Regions from separate parts of the Mus musculus genome. Here region 1 is linked to region 2. Evidence: chromatin loops called from intact Hi-C (ENCODE). Cell type or tissue: heart. All regions are shown on one strand.

What was found. Hi-C counts contacts between places; a loop is a spot of excess contacts. Peaks named below come from ENCODE experiments on the same cell type or tissue, not always from the same donor. Only the 100,000 strongest peaks of a DNase experiment are listed, where the experiment ranks them.
Region 1: it touches region 2 in a loop (2.0-fold over the local background); 5 of 42 quality-filtered maps call a loop at or near these places.

Annotation. Positions count from the first base shown.
Region 1 is chr9:95,557,635-95,565,634 of GRCm38, forward strand. Paqr9 (progestin and adipoQ receptor family member IX) reads left to right here and starts at 2,000. Exons shown (of 1, transcript NM_198414.3): 1 at 2,000-8,000. The coding sequence starts at 2,325. The coding sequence ends at 3,452. In heart, a CTCF peak has its summit at 3,576; a DNase peak (open chromatin) is centred at 2,707; H3K4me3 peaks cover 2,555 bases; H3K27ac peaks cover 1,607 bases; H3K27me3 peaks cover 6,555 bases.
Region 2 is chr9:95,663,822-95,671,821 of GRCm38, forward strand. It overlaps Pcolce2 (procollagen C-endopeptidase enhancer 2), which reads left to right. Exons shown (of 9, transcript NM_029620.2): 3 at 6,184-6,439. Among named protein-coding and RNA genes, the nearest start is that of Pcolce2, 30 kb to the left of the region's middle. In heart, no CTCF peak of the experiment used is centred here; DNase peaks (open chromatin) are centred at 2,260 and 4,210.

The DNA of each region.
Region 1 (8,000 bases), 110 kb before region 2:
ATGAATTATTTTGTTCCTCTGACTTTCCTGTGGTTCCGAGATTTAGCATCCCCCCACTTGAATTGAATGCTTGACTCCTAATCGGTTTTACACGTTACCTCGGGTCCCTCTCCACGTGGTAAAGGAAGCTAGAGTTCAATTTTAAAGCTGAGGAAAACTAAAAGGGAAAGAGAGATAAATAAATGATCAGTTAAAAAACTTCAACCAAAACCCGAATTCATTGCAAACCCACTAGCCAAAAAATATGTGATAGGTCAGAAAGATATAACATTACCGTGCACCTTTGGCCTGATTGTGCAAGAGTTTGCAAAATCAACGAGTGGAAACTATTTCAGAGAAAAGGCTGAAACTTCCAAAAAGACTTGATTAATCCTAAACATTTACAATACAAAATGACAGTCTAGTTATAAACAACTTATCCATACTAATAATCTTCTTTAACCTCCTTACAAGATTCTGTTTAGTGATGAAGGTGGCCCTTTTGATTTTAAAATGAACATAAAATAAAAATTTAAAATTCAATCGAAAGCCTTTTCCTAAGTGGGATGGTCCTTCCTAGCAGTCCGATTCCTCCTAGTGAAGGTTAGTGGGTGTTCTAGTTTCATATATGAAGTCTAACAGCAGACTGCCTGTGTTCACATTCACCACCTGGGTGTACTCAACATGGCCATGGTGCCTCCATTTTCCTTATCTGCAAAATGGGGGAAAGAGTATCTAAGATATTTTAAAGCTGTAAGACATCAAGTGCCTAACACCTCAAAACTGTATGTATATCTTTGTTATACCAAGGTGAAGACTCCGGTCAGATGAAGCCACACCCGGAGTATCACTGAAAGATGGAACACGGTGAACATTTGAGACGTCACTGGGAGACCCCCATCTTGGAAGTCTAGGTTATGATATTTTTCACACCGCTGCTCATCACAAACCTCTGAACTCTTCAAGTCTCCTTTTCTTCGGGCCCCTTGCCTGAAGAAACTCATACTAGACCTGCCAGGTACTTCTAAGGTTAATTATGCATAGGTTTCTCTAAACCATCGATGCTAAGCCTCTAGGAACCCTCTCAACTCTCTTTTCTGGTTTGTTCTAGAAGACGCCTATAGTCTTCCCTCATCTGCTTCCTCCCGAGGCTCCTGCACAGCTCTGCTTGGGAAACCCTTTTTAATACATTCCCCGGCTCCTTAGAGGCGTTCTGAATCCCCAAACCATCATCTGAAACTGTTCCTGAAAATCCGTTGTCGAGCGCTCCTGAGCTCTTCATCGGATTCCTAGTTAAAGAAGCCACAGAGGAGTAAGCTGGGGCTTCCGAGTTGGTGAGTTGAGCTGAAGACCAGCTTGGGAATTGTCCCTTTAGGTCCCTTTAGACACCACAAAGAGAGAGAGGAGGAGGATAGTGACGCACCTGAATAGGTCCGCTAGAGTAAGGAAATAAACTAGGACTTGACGTGGATTGAGTAGGAGGGCAACACTCACACACACACACAGAGGGGGGCACACACACACTCACACACGGATGACAGACAGCAGAACAGAGAGGCAGGCAGCACCAGCTGTCTGACAACCGCCAAGCTCGGATTCGGACACCGTCTCTAAGCGGGTACCGCAGTGCCCTCCCTGACACCTCCGCAGGTTACAGTTAGAGCATCCCTCCGCCCAGCCCGGCTCCCCGCCCCCCACGAACTCGGGTCCCCAGTGTCCTCTAGAACGCCGGCGTGGCTGTCGCACTTCGAACCCCCTCGCCCACCCTTGCCCACCCTCTCGCCCTGGGCGCCGGCGGCCGCGTCTCTGGCCAGCCTCCGGCCCCGCATCAATCATTAACGCGGCGGCCCGAGCGGTCGCAGCCCGAGAAGGGGGGGATGGTAGGAGACGCAAGACAGGGGACACCTCCATCCCCCCGCCGCGGCGCAGACACCCTAACCCCGGGGGCCCCCGCCCTGCGCGGCGCCGCCCTCCCCCGCCAGCGCCTCGCGCACATCCCGCCTCCCGCCGCCCGCCCCGCGCGCACGATGCCCAGTCACCGCCGCGCCGCCGCCGCCGCCACCACCGCCACCACCGCCGCAGTCAGCCGCGCCACCGCCGCCACCGCAGCGCGGCCGGCCGCGGGCTGAGAGACCCGAGCGTGGCGAGGACGCCGCCGGCAAGCCGCGCGCGCAGCAGCAGCCTCCCGCCCGGTGCGCCGAGCCCCCGGAGCAGCCCGCTTCCAAGCCGAGGCCGCGTAGCCAACCTGCGGCCGCGGTCCCGCGCGCGCGCGCGCGCACAAAGGCTCCGACGGCGCCCGGCGCCCGCGGTGGCCTCGCGCGCGCCCTAGCTAAGCCCGGGGCACCATGCCGCGGCGCCTGCAGCAGCGGGGCGCCGGCGTGAAGGGACCGCCGGCCTCGACCTCCCGGCGCTCGCATCCCGCCTCCGCCTCCGCCCCCCGGAGCCCGCCGGCGGCCACGACCAAGCCGCTGCTGCGCTGGGACGAGGTGCCCGATGACTTCGTGGAGTGCTTCATCCTGTCCGGCTACCGGCGGCTGCCGTGCACCGCGCAAGAGTGCCTGGCCTCGGTGCTGAAGCCCACCAATGAGACGCTCAACTTCTGGACGCACTTCATCCCGCTGCTGCTGTTCCTCAGTAAGTTCTGCCGCCTCTTCTTCCTGGGCGGCAGCGATGTGCCCTTCCACCACCCCTGGCTGCTGCCGCTGTGGTGCTATGCGTCGGGGGTGCTGCTGACCTTCGCCATGAGCTGCACGGCGCACGTGTTCAGCTGCCTGTCGCTGCGCCTGCGCGCCGCCTTCTTCTACCTGGACTACGCTTCCATCAGCTACTATGGCTTCGGCAGCACCGTGGCCTACTACTACTACCTGCTGCCCAGCCTGAGCCTGCTGGACGCCAGGGTCATGACGCCGTATGTGCAGCAGCGCCTGGGCTGGCACGTGGACTGCACCCGCCTCATCGCGGTCTACCGCGCGCTCGTGCTGCCCGTGGCCTTCGTGCTGGCTGTGGCCTGCACCGTGGCTTGCTGTAAGAGCCGCACCGACTGGTGCTCCTACCCGTTCGCCCTGCGCACCTTCGTCTTCGTCATGCCGCTCAGCATGGCCTGCCCCATTATGCTAGAGAGCTGGCTCTTCGACCTGCGAGGCGAGAACCCCACACTCTTCGTGCACTTCTACCGCCGCTACTTCTGGCTGGTGGTGGCCGCCTTCTTCAACGTGAGCAAGATCCCTGAGCGCATCCAGCCGGGTCTCTTCGACATCATTGGCCACAGCCATCAGCTCTTCCACATCTTCACTTTCCTCAGCATCTATGACCAGGTGTACTACGTGGAAGAGGGCCTGCGCCAGTTCCTCCAGGCACCCCCTGCCGCGCCCACCTTCTCGGGCACAGTGGGCTACATGCTGCTGCTGGTGGTTTGCCTGGGACTAGTCATCAGGAAGTTCCTGAACAGCACCGAATTCTGCAGTAAAAAGTGAGCCTCCACCCCCGGAGGAGGCTATGGTTTGCCCACCGGTTTGCGTGGAGTTTCTGTTGTTGTTGTTGTTATTGTTGGTTTGTTTTCAAGTTTTGTTGTTTCCTTCTTTGCTGGAAGAGGGTGCTGCAGGCCACTAGGGAAAGGTTCCCTGACAGTTGGGGAATCCCAAGTCCACTGGCCTTTAGAAGAGGGAGATGGGAGGTGAAACAGAAGGAAGAGGGCCTCCGGGAAGAAAATTAGGGACTGTCTATGATATCCAGGGATTTTTGCAAAGACAGTGAGGATTGTGATTACAGATAGAGCCCCAAGCAGTTGGCTTTTCTAACAGTCTTCTGTGTCCCTTAGTGAAGGCAGGTATGCAGTGAAGAGGATAAACACAAACCCCTGGCTGCTTCTGAGGTCTAGCAATGCTTGGATTTGTCGAAAGAATGGAGCTTTCTCTGTTGGGAAATGGGCACAAAGACACAAACCCGGGGCTTAACCCGCTAGACAATGCATGGAATGTGAACACAAGTTAATTATTTCAAAATGTGTATCAGATGTTATTTAAATGATAATATATTCAATGATTTTTTTCATAATTTATCGAAGCCTGTGAGATGCACTGGATTTCCTTTGTCACATAGTTTTGATTTTTGCAGCCTTCTGCATTGCACACGTGAACTGGACCTTAGGGCAAGCTGCTTGAGAGAGTTCTCGACTACATTTTTAAACAGTGTTCTGTGAAGGCCTGTGAGTGTCATGATAAAACTGTGAATGACTACATAGGGACTCTGATTAGACTATTGGTTAGGCTCCTGTGGTTTGTATAGGTCTCCAATTCCTACTTACTTTGATGTATTCCACAAAACCCACCCTGGGTTTTTGTCTCCCCCCCCTCTCTCTTTCTCTCTTTTTTTATCTGATTCTTTCCTCTCTACTTACTTAAGTTGCCACTAAAATAAATGTGCCTTTTGAAGCAATGCCCAAATGACTGGTCCTCAAACGTAGCTTCTTGTACTGGGAGAACAGCATATTCTTTTCCCACTTTGCTGCAAATCATGGATGAACAGAACGGAGGGAAGGTGGAGGGTGGGTTTAGGTTTCTAGTGGGGCCAGAAATAGCTTGATGGTGTACAGAGTGTTTGGCTTCTGCAAGAGTCAGCCCTCTAACGTGGCTGAGGTTCCTACTGCAGCCACAACGGCTGGGAGGTTAGGACAGCGACACATGTATCCTTGCTTCAATTTTAAAAGGCAGTCAGGATCAGGAAGTTCTATTATGAAAGTCAGAATCTTGTTATTTATTACTGAAATTTTTGAGTTAAGACTACAATTGCCCAGTTAAACCTCAAAGTCTCATTTGAATCCAGGCTGTGGAAATGATTGGTAGTCACCCCAAATCCTTGCAGAGTTAGGGAACATGTTCCCAGATTCTTTCTAATGACCCTATTGGCCAGTGTTGTTAGACATTTCTTATAAATGTTAACCTGTCATTAACCTAACAGCAGTATATTTAAATATTCGCCACACTTCTTGGTAAAAGTCCTTCAGACTAAGAGGCAACTAAGAATGGGGAGCATTGGCTTAGTGGTGTAATTGAAGACAAGCACATGGGGTCTATGAACACTTACCTCAGTCCTGGTAAGATGGTGCTCCTGAAAAGATTAGTGTTTTGTCTATGCTTTTAATTGCTATTGTATTTGTAAATAGAGAACCTTGGCACAATTCCCTGGAGGAACCAATGCCCTGAGTGTGTTCACTTGCACACAGAAGTTAAATGTGTGTGTGTGTGAGAGAGAGGGGGGACGGGATGTATTGAATTTAGGACTTCTTAATAGGATTTTAAATTTTACTTTGCATGACTCCTGATGAATGTCAATGTCTTATCCTTTGCAAAATGCCAGGAGATTTCTGTGTGTTTACAGAAGTTGATAGTGTGCTTACTACCAGTGCTGTTACTCAGTGAAGCCGAATCCAGCACTTATATCCGGGGATAACTGTAGACATCAGGATGTATCCACGTACACTTTCTTGCATGCTGCTGTTACTTCTTGTAGAGTCTCAAAGAATGTTCATTCATAAACTAAAGAAACAGCTTAAGGGATATTATGTAGGATTTTTGTTGTTATGGTTGTTGAATTGGGACACCCCCTCTGGAAGGAACTCTCAAGAGAGAGACATCTGGAAGAATCCATGAACGTGAGAACAGGCACTAACACCCAGAGTTTGTCACTTTAGGTTTTTGTTGGAGATCTTCCGGGTCCTCTCTAGCTGTGTGTCTTTGTCTTTAAGCAGAGGCCACTTGAGGATAAAAATCATACCCGGATCGTTTTCAAGTGATTATGATGCACGAGCCAGTGAGATGACCCGCTTTCCCAGGCAAGATCTCCCCACACAGCATGCTCCAGGAAAAAGGAGGCTTCACCTCCCCTCTCCTCCTGACATCTCCTCCCCTCCACCCCATCCCCACCCCCATCCCTGGCTCTGCACCACTAGCATTAGGGATGGGACATTCTAATTGAAAAGAGGATTGGCTTCCCTTCCTGTTCCCAGATACACCACATACACCATTCCCGATCAGAGATGCTTTAACCACACGTTCATGGCTCTGAACTATGTTATTTCTGTTAAGGCAGATAATGCCATTTTAGAGCAAATATTTACTCAGTCTATTTGCACAGAGCTAACGGGGCTTATTACACATTTCAGGAGTAATGTAGCCGTCAGAATAAAACTCTAAAATAATACTTTTCCACCTTCTCCATTTCACCACATCCACTAGGTTTGATTGCATTTAACAGTTCAAAATACATGACAAATTATACATAAGGATTCGCTATCTTCATACAATCTATTCGGCAGTAAAATTTTGAAACATATTATAAAACCCAATTTCCTTTTCATTTGTAGCCATAACCTAGGTGGCATCTCCAGGAGCAGCCCCCTCGGAAGGGTGCCTGGGAAATGAGTGATGTCTGTGCCCATTGCTCCGTGAGTTGCTTCTAGGGCTGGCTAAGGCTCAGGTTCAGTTGGCTACAGGGAGACCCTTTCTCCTTTCTCAGCTTGCCACTCAGGTGAAGAAGATGACCTTCCCAGAGAGAGGAAGTACAGACTCCTTCATGTCATGACTGGCTTGTAAAAATAAACATGATCTTTTTCCACTGGCCATACACGTTCCATAAATAGCCCAGGGAGAAAGTACGGGGCTACATAACTGTCCAGAGTGGCCTTAGACTGCTTCCATTCATAAACCCCACTGTAAGTGCTCACAGTCAGAAAACCACGTAGCCTAATCTGATGGGCAACTTTATATATGGGGGAACTATTGCTAAGAATATCAAACTGGTAAGTTTTTCTGATTGAGTGATGGGTCTGAGGGGCTGACAGCAACAAGCCAGGGGTTTTAACCTTCCACTCCCCCAGCTAGTATATCTGCTCAAAGCTATAGTCGACAGGTATGGTTGAAGTTGCTTTTTAAGGGTTTTATCATTGGCTGAAGGTGACAGAATTCAGTCTTCAAACTGATAGTGAAAGCAGGGACAGCTGTGTGCTCAGCTGTGTCTATTACTCTGCAGGACTATGTTGCATGGTCAAGTATACAGATGCTGATTGGATATATTGTGTGTAATCATGGATAAGATATCCTTTAATTGAATACATCTATTCAGTTTTAAAATAGATCAAAATAAGAGACGGGAACCTTTAAAATTAGATTATAGGATCTTAAAATGTCACCAGCCACCGAGATGATTTCTGTCACCTTGTTCTTTATCCATTAAGTTTGCCATTGCTGATTGACTCCGTTAGGCTCCTTTGGCTGATGCCTACCTAGTCTTCAATGTGATCTTCCTAGTGCTTACTGAACATTTACTCTACGTAAGGCACTAAGCAACGATCCATGTATCCATCCACGTAATTGCCTTTTGGTCTTACAGCAGAGCAGAGTAGAAGTTTGAGTTTTTTCTCCTGTTGGTATAAGATCAGTCTCGCACAGTAATAGACCCACAGCGTTTTACTTTTCTCCTTAGCTTAAAGCTTTTTTTAAAATTTAATTTACAATTCAGGTATAAGAAGAGTGTGTCTATGAACAGAGTTTAATGTTTTATCATCATGGTAATGACAGTAGTAACGATGAACTGCTGGAAGGTTATGGCGTCCACATCATTTCGAAGAGTGGTTTGCTCAGAGTGCCTACAACAGACAGTGTAGTGAAGTCAAAGCAAGATTCCACTCAGGCAGGTGTTTGGAGAGTTTAGCTTATGCTTAACTCTCCAAAAATCTTCTGGCCTTTGCCTGCCCTCTTCTTAGATCCTTCCATTATAACGAGAGAGAGAGAGAATTGGATTCAGACAGCCAACGTGGAACAGCTGCTCAACTCCGGACAGTGTTACCTGATTTTAAGTTCTGTCCCTAGAAAAGCTTTCGGACTCTGAGGGTGTCCGTGCTCAAACAGGTGGCAAGGGATTCTATTTGGCATCCTAACACCACCCTGCAGCTTTTGACGGCAGCTCTGCGTGCCGTGGGATATTTTGAGTAGTACATTTATCCTGTGGCTTAATTTGTTTCCATA
Region 2 (8,000 bases):
GAACAGTGCCTGGGTGACCCCTGGCTTCCACATCCATGTGCGCCTGCATACACATGTGCAACTACATACAGAATATACATGTGCGCCTGCATACACTTGTGTAACTGCATTCAGAATATACATGTGCAACTGCATATACATGCACAATTGCATATACACACATGCCTGCATACACATGTACATCTGCATGTACATGTGCATACACATGCATGTGTACACATATTTGGAAACACACACACAAAGCTTCAGGGCTCCGGGGACATATGACAAAGAAGACCCCACTGGTAAAAGGCTCCTCTGGCTTTTATTTCTGCTGTGCTTAAAAATAGCTGTAACATGGGATAATTGTTTAACTTAGGAACATTTTCCCCTCCACAAATCTCCACCAATCATGTCTATCTTGTTCTGGATTAACTCATACTGACAACTTCTGGAGACCTGAAAGAATGTTCTAAAATGACTTTTTGAAGATGTAGAGAAATCAGTTTTCTTTGGTGGTATGAAACCTTCTGCACTTGTCTATCAGGAAGCATAATAGAGAAGTTACCACCCCTGCTTTTAAAAATGCACAATCCTGTACACACATATTGAGAGAGTGTTACCAAGGAGACACCCTGGGCACGGCATATCCACTTAGCGGTAGGTGTTGCCTCTCATCTCACTGAGGTTTAGCCTGCCTGAAAGGTGTTGCCAGGCTCTGGGTCATGTGCATTCTTGAAGTTTAATTCTCTCCTCTCTCTTGGCTATGACTGTGTGCTTCCCTGAAGTTTAATACAACACCTGCTGATTTGGAAACTCGATAATCAAACAGCACAGAAAAGCTCCAAAACTCTTCTCACCCAAGATCGAATTAAATAAAATGAGAATAGGAAAGTTTCCTTCATTACTGTCTCCACCCCACCCACCTTCTCGGCTGCGTGGGCCCCCGCTGTTGTGTTTCCATTGAACAGATCTCAGAGGGAGAATGTCTGGCTGTGCACTGCGAGGCTGAGAGCATGCCAGAGACCACAGTGAGACGTGAGGTGACTGGCTGTCTGCCAAGGGGAGAGGAATAATGGGCTCTGGAGGGGCAACTGGGACAATAATTCCACTGAGATACGGCAGAGGGTGTGTGGGAGGGAGGTTCCTAGAGAAGATGTGTTTGGCCCACCTTTGAAATTGGAGTGAGAGCTAATGGATGGAGAAGAAGAAAGAATATATCCCAGGAAGGGGAAATTCACATGAGGTAGAGAGGAAGAGGGGATCCATTTATTTTCTGGAGTCAAGAAATACTGATAGCTTCTCGATGCCCCACTGCTCAGCCAGGTAAAGGAGTCACGGTAATGATGGTGGCATTTAGAGACTAAATTTAGAGCCATTGCTATAGTCTGTAGTGTGGATCTTGAATGTGCTCTAAAGGCAAGTATTAAAGCCCTGGTGCTCAGCCTGGGGTACCACTAAGCCACTGGTTCTCAACCTGTGGAAGGACCCCTTTACAAGGGCCACCTAAGACCATCGGAAAACACAGATATTTACATTGCAATCCATGAGAGTAGCAAAATTACAGTTAGGAAGTAGCAGTTAGGAAGTGTGGGTCCACTGCATTAGGGGATGGTAGCCCACCCAAAGGAAATGAGACCAGTGGATCCTCTGATGGCTAATGTTACATCGATGTGACACAAGCTAGAGTCATTTGGGGAAAAAGACCCTCAACTGGGAAAATGCCCCCACCAGATTGGCCTGTGGTGTGTTTTTTAACTAGTGATTGATGTGGGAAGGCCCAGCCCATTGTGGGTGGATCCACCCCTGGTCCTAGAGTTTAGGAGAAAGCCAACTGAGCAGGCCAGAAAGAACACCCTTCCATAGCCTCTCTTTAGTTCCTGCCTCCAGGTTCCTGTTCTGAGTTCCTGCCCTGGCTTCCCTTAATGACAGACTATATGCTGTAGGGTGAAATAGACTTTTTCTCCAGAGCTTACTTGTAAAGATCATGATACTTTATCAGAGCAGTAGAAATTCTAACTAAAACAGGGCATCCCTTTCCTTAACAGGGAAATCGAGGTCATGGCCCCTTCATGTTTCTTTCTTTTGGAATCCATCTTTGTGCTACCACATGTTCCTCACAGTGATATGAGCCTTCATCACAGGCTAAGAAGCAACAGCATAACCCTGTGAGAGCATTATCCCAAATAAACACTCTATTCTCTTACAGACCCATCATCTCAAGCATTCTGTCACCGTGACAGAGAGCTGGCAGTTACTCTGCGCTGTCACATTTTTGTGACTAATCCAAATTGTGCACGTCCTCTCGAAAATGAGTTGCCTTTAACTGATTACTGCTTGCCAAGTAAACTCTATATATCTGTCATTGGGCAAAGCTGCCTCTCCCTTGCCTATTCTCAGAAGCTGCTTTATTTGGGAGGCCAACGATGCTGTTTGTTTGTAAAGAACACACAGACACCTAAAACAACAAAGATGGCAGCCACATGTGGTGGTAGTGTTGGGGAGAACAACTGGTGTGTGCCACTCCCCAGGGCACTAACACAAAGTGCAAAGCTTCTCTAACAAGCAGACCCCCAAACCCCAGTGACCGCACACGGCACAAAGTTCTCCTTGATCACTGTGCAGCTGTGAGTGGCTTCTCCTGGGCATCCGTCTTCAGGCACTAACTCCTGTCCTGCATAGCTATGTCGTCTGCTACATACAACCTCCTGTTTCCTCTACTGAATCCTTTTCTTAAATCTGAAACAGAACTCCAAGAGGATTGTGCAGAATATTTGATATGCCACTTCTATTGGCATTCTACTGGCCCAGACCTCTTCCCGTGCTTTCAGGCTCCCTGCAAAGGAGTCTGGGAAATGTGGATGTCCCATGTGTCTGGAGAGAGGTTATGTGCTTAAGAAGCCCCCCCCCCCATGGATATTTTTCCAAGAACCATGCTAGATAAATTGTGTTCTCTATACCACGCTTGCTGGTGGTAAGGTGGGGCCAAATAACCTGTGAAGAAGCAGTGTAGCTGTGTGAGGCATATATGTATATGCATATATGTATATGCCAGTATATGCATGTAAATGTTAGTATATGATGCCCGAAGGGCTCAGGGGGGGCCTCTGGGAAGGTGTAGTCCTTGAGCTGAGACCTAAGATAAAGCGAATCATATTAGGAAGAAACATTGTCCAACCGGGGGTCCTGAGCTGGGAGCCATCTTTGGGGTGTTCCTCAATCGGCACAGTGGCCTGCATGGAGGCTGAACTGTCTGAAAGGGAAGACCCATGAGACAGGTTGGACCATGCAGCGTCTTGACCTCTCTACCTCAGTCTCCATCGCCCTGGGTTAATGTGAGCAACAACTTCCTAGAGTCTCTGGGAATGATTTTAGGAGAAAAGGTGTACACATTGTAGCAATTTACCTGACACCTGGAGTTCAGGTTTATTATGGTTCCAATGCAGTGGGGAAGTTTTGGGGTTATTTCCAGTAGAGCAGAGTGACAAGGTCTCCGTAGACTCCAGTGGATGGGTTCCCTCACTCCTAGACATGAAAGGAGTTTAATTTTTTTGGGCAAAATTTCAGGGAACAAAAGGAAATGTTCACAGTATTACATCATTTCTATTCACTAAAATGTGTTTTATTTTCTAAACATGGACAAGGTTTCCCTTAAAAATAGTATTGAGAGAGGATGGGGAGGGAATGAGACCTAGTTTTTAAAGAGGAAAAAAAAAACAATGAAAGGAAAATAGAAAAAAGAAAAGAAAGAAAGAGTGTCAAGATGTACACAGGCTGTAAACGCTCCTGTGAGCTTCTGGTTTAGTCCCATCTCGAAAGACAGCCAAATAATTATGCGTACTTTTAAGGTCAAATTCTCTGGACCACATGCAGAATGCATGTGCAGGATAACAGTGGGCCCTCTTTCTCCTCAAGCTTGATGTGCACGAATCGCTCTGGGCATTAGAGCACCAACGACCATGCCAGTTGTAAAAGAGAGAAATCCTGGAGGCTGGAAACGATGGCTTAAAAAAAAAGACAGACATGCTGCAGGGACACCATGTCTCTAAGTGTTGTGCTAGGGAACAGAACCCTGTTTACAGTTTGTGTCCTCCACAGAGAAGCAGGCTGCGGATTTGCATTTTGTCCATCCCTGAAAATGCAAACCACCGACTTAGAATGCGCTTCCCCAGTTCGCTGGCAGGAGCCTTGCCATCAAGTGACTTGGCAAGTGTGCCTGTGACAATGAGGACGTCCCAGGGGCTTGTGGGTGAACTGAGGTCACTGCTGCACCCGCTGGCAGTTGGCCCACACAGGACTCAGCTGTTGATTGGAAAAAGCAGGGACCTGGGACTGTCTCTCCTCCGGGCCGATAATGAATCCCCTAGCTGATATCAGCTCGCAAAACAACAGCTTCATCTAATTGGCACCAAAATAAACAAATAATTGTCAAGTGTGTGCATCATATGTGAGCATTGAGAGACGATTCGGAATAAAAAGCTTCTAAAAAGCAATGTCTTGCTTTTGTGAGAACCCTTAACCATCGAACTGTGCTTTCTATAAAATCTCTGGAGTTTCTGATAGTTGGACAGCAGATGAAGTATTTAGCAATTGGAAATGTAACTGGAGGTGTGGGGCTTATTCAGTAGAGTCCTCGCCTACTAAGCATAAGGCCCTGGGTTCAGTTCTCAGCATGTTAGAAATCACAGACTGGTGGCACGTGACTGTAGTCCCAGCATGTGGGACGTGGAGACAGAAGGGTTCAAATTTCACAGCATCCAAAGTTACATAGCAAGTTCCAAGCCAGCCTTCACTACCTGAGACCCTGTCTCAAAGTGGGGGTGGGAGGTTGGGTGGGGGGTGAATAATGCCCTCTTGGGATTTCCCAGTACGCTTTCTCCTGTGAGTTATTATATGGCTTTGACACAAAAATTAAATGACATCGAAAATACATTATTTTACAGTAGTCGAGTGAAATGTGCCCTGGGGAAACGGGATTAGTGTCGGTGTATCTCTGGCCTTTAATTCCGAGGCCCTTAGTTGAGATGAGTACAGAACCAGTCAGCATAGACTCCCGGGTGAATGTCCCCACTCTGACCTTTGTCTGGTCATGAGTACGTTTTTATGGAAGAAAGTCCTGGCAGTGAACACACGTGGTTGAAAAGATGAAGTGGGTGATTCAAACTTTAGGGTTGGAAATCCTGAAGGGAGAAAGTAAAGGACAGGTGAGCTGGGACCTTTTTCTTCCCTTCTCACAAGACAGGGGAGGAATTGCCTGGGGGAGTCATGGTGAGGGAGATCAGGGGAAAGAATACCCGTGCATAGTCATTGAGGAGTACTTGGAAAACACACTCTCTACCCGAGGAAAACAAATAAAAATGTTTTCTAAAACTTACCGATTTTAAGAAAAGACGAATCAACAAGCATCCAATTAACTGAATATAGATTTTTGCCCTCAACTGAACTTCCTGAAAATTAACTATACAATTGCCAAATAAACCCTTAATTTTGAACTTCACAGAAGCCTATTGTACAGTGTGGTTTTCTTTTTTTTTTTTAATCTGGAAAAAAGAAAAAGAAAAAGATGTCTCAAAGTGTTCCTTCCAAGCAACACATAGTATAGGTGGTGAGGCATTTTACAATATGTAAAAATGTATTAATAAAATGAGTCAGAACTGCTATTCTTTATAAACAACACCACCATCTAATGAGATTAGTCCAGTATTTTGCAGCTTTGTTGAGATATATTCATTGTTTGTTTGTTTGTTTGTTTGTTTGTTTGTTTTTCCAGACAGGATTTCTCTGTGTAGCCCTGGCTGTCCTCCTGGAACTCACTATAGACCAGTCTGGCCTCAAACTCAGAGACTGCCCCGCCTCTGCCTCCAGAGTGCTGGGATTAAAGACTTAAGGAATAAGGTCAGGGACCTAACAGAACTGTGGGACTTAGCAGAGGAGGGTAAGGGTGATGCTTTTCTTCAGAAGCATCCTGCTGGCTTAGTCCAGACCTGAGAAGGAAATTACCCTGGTTCATTTACTTATTCATTTATGAGTGTGTGTTGCTGGGCTCGAACCCAGTACTTCACAGGAGCGAGGCAAGGACTCTGCCCCGAGGCGCGTCCCCGACCTGGCGCAGGACTTAGCTCTGTTGTCTTTAGTGAAGACAGGCTATAGATGTTGTTGCTTTTAAACAGTTTTAACTCTGCCTTTTTTTTTTTTTCTTGACAGGTTCCTGAGGGCAAAGTGGTCGTCTTGAATTTTCGATTCATAGACCTGGAGAATGACAACCTGTGTCGCTATGACTTCGTGGATGTGTACAATGGCCACGCCAATGGCCAGCGTATCGGGCGCTTCTGTGGCACATTCCGACCTGGATCGCTCGTAGCCAGCGGCAACAAGATGACGGTACAAATGATTTCTGACGCCAACACCGCGGGAAGTGGCTTCATGGCAACGTACTCTGCCGCTGCGCCAGATGGAAAAGGTAACCGTTTTCACACAGGGGCAGCGACCTAGTGACAACTAGGATCTGTTACCTGTAGTGTGTCAGGCACTGTTCTTGGCACTCTCTATGTGTTTCCGCCTTCTAAGCACCATAGCATTTCTTAAAGAGCCAATGAGGGGCTGGTGAGATGGCTCAGTGGGTTAGAGCACCCGACTGCTCTTCCGAAGGTCCAGAGTTCAAATCCCAGCAACCACATGGTGGCTCACAACCATCCGTAACAAGATCTGACCCCCTCTTCTGGAGTGTCTGAAGACAGCTACAAAAGAGCCAATGAATGTCAACAAGTCATCAAGAGATCATTTTTAAAATTCAGCCCTTTTTTTATTAAAGAAAGTCTACATATATATATATATATATATATATATATATGTATATTTAAAGAAAGTCTATATATTATTCTCGTAAAAGTCAATAGAAATGGATAGGGTAAAAAACGTGAAGCTTGCGTGCGTCTTCACAGATGTAGCATCCACTCTTGCACCTCATCCTCCAGAAAGGCGTGGCTTTCTCTCCATGTTTCCCTTCACACGTGTACTTTTACCACAGCTCTTTTAAAAACCTAGGTGAAATCCCACACTACTTCATAGTTCTCTCTTGTTACCTCATGCTCTGTGTAATGCCTCGTGTTGGGTCATAGGAGCACTCCAGGAGAGCACTTGAAGGGGTGGCTGCACCAGGTAGGATTCCTAAATCCCCTGCCTGCTGCCTGAGGGGGCTGCTCATCGGCCTGGGCGGCCAGTGGTGCAACGTGACTAGATTGAGAAGTCAAGAGACAGGATCGAGGGCTGACACTACAACCAGAGCACTGGGGTGGAAACCCAAGCAAGACACCACAGAAGCCATGGACTCAAAATATTCAGAAAAGCTACCCATGTCTTTAACTGCAGAACTACATTGCCGGGACAAGCCCGTTGACAAAAAGGCCCAGAACAGGGACTAGAGCCTCTGGCCACTGCCAGGGAGACAGGCTGAGTCAAGAGTGTAGCTAAATGCTTACTAGGAGAAAAATCATTTTTTTCATAGGTATGTAACAATCTAAAGTATAATGTAACTGATTCATAATGCATATTCATAGTGCAGTAGAAAGCAGTCTAGTTACCAGTCGCAAGTCAGAGGTTGCAGTGAGCTGATAACCGCTTCAGTTTTCAATTGGGCTACTTACTGCCTTTCTGCATTGGTGATTTCTCCGTAGACCATCAGGAGACATGTGGAACTATAAGGACGAGACAGACAGGCAGACAGGTTTCAGAAGGGGCGACTGGAGGTGTGGCCTGGAGACAGAATGCTTGTTTAACATTTTCAAAGTCCTGGGTTCAATTTCCAGTATTGAGGGAGAGGGAGCGGTCTCAGGATTTAAAAGGCGCGCATGTAGAATAAATCAAAACAAGAAACAGAAAATATGAAAAGAGAACAAGGTGATTTTTTTTAAACTAGAAAATACAGAACTTGATATCTTATAATTTACCCAACAAATAGACTGTGTGCTACAGAAAACAGTTCCTCATGGATAGGAGTTACCAGTCTGAAACACCAGCACAGA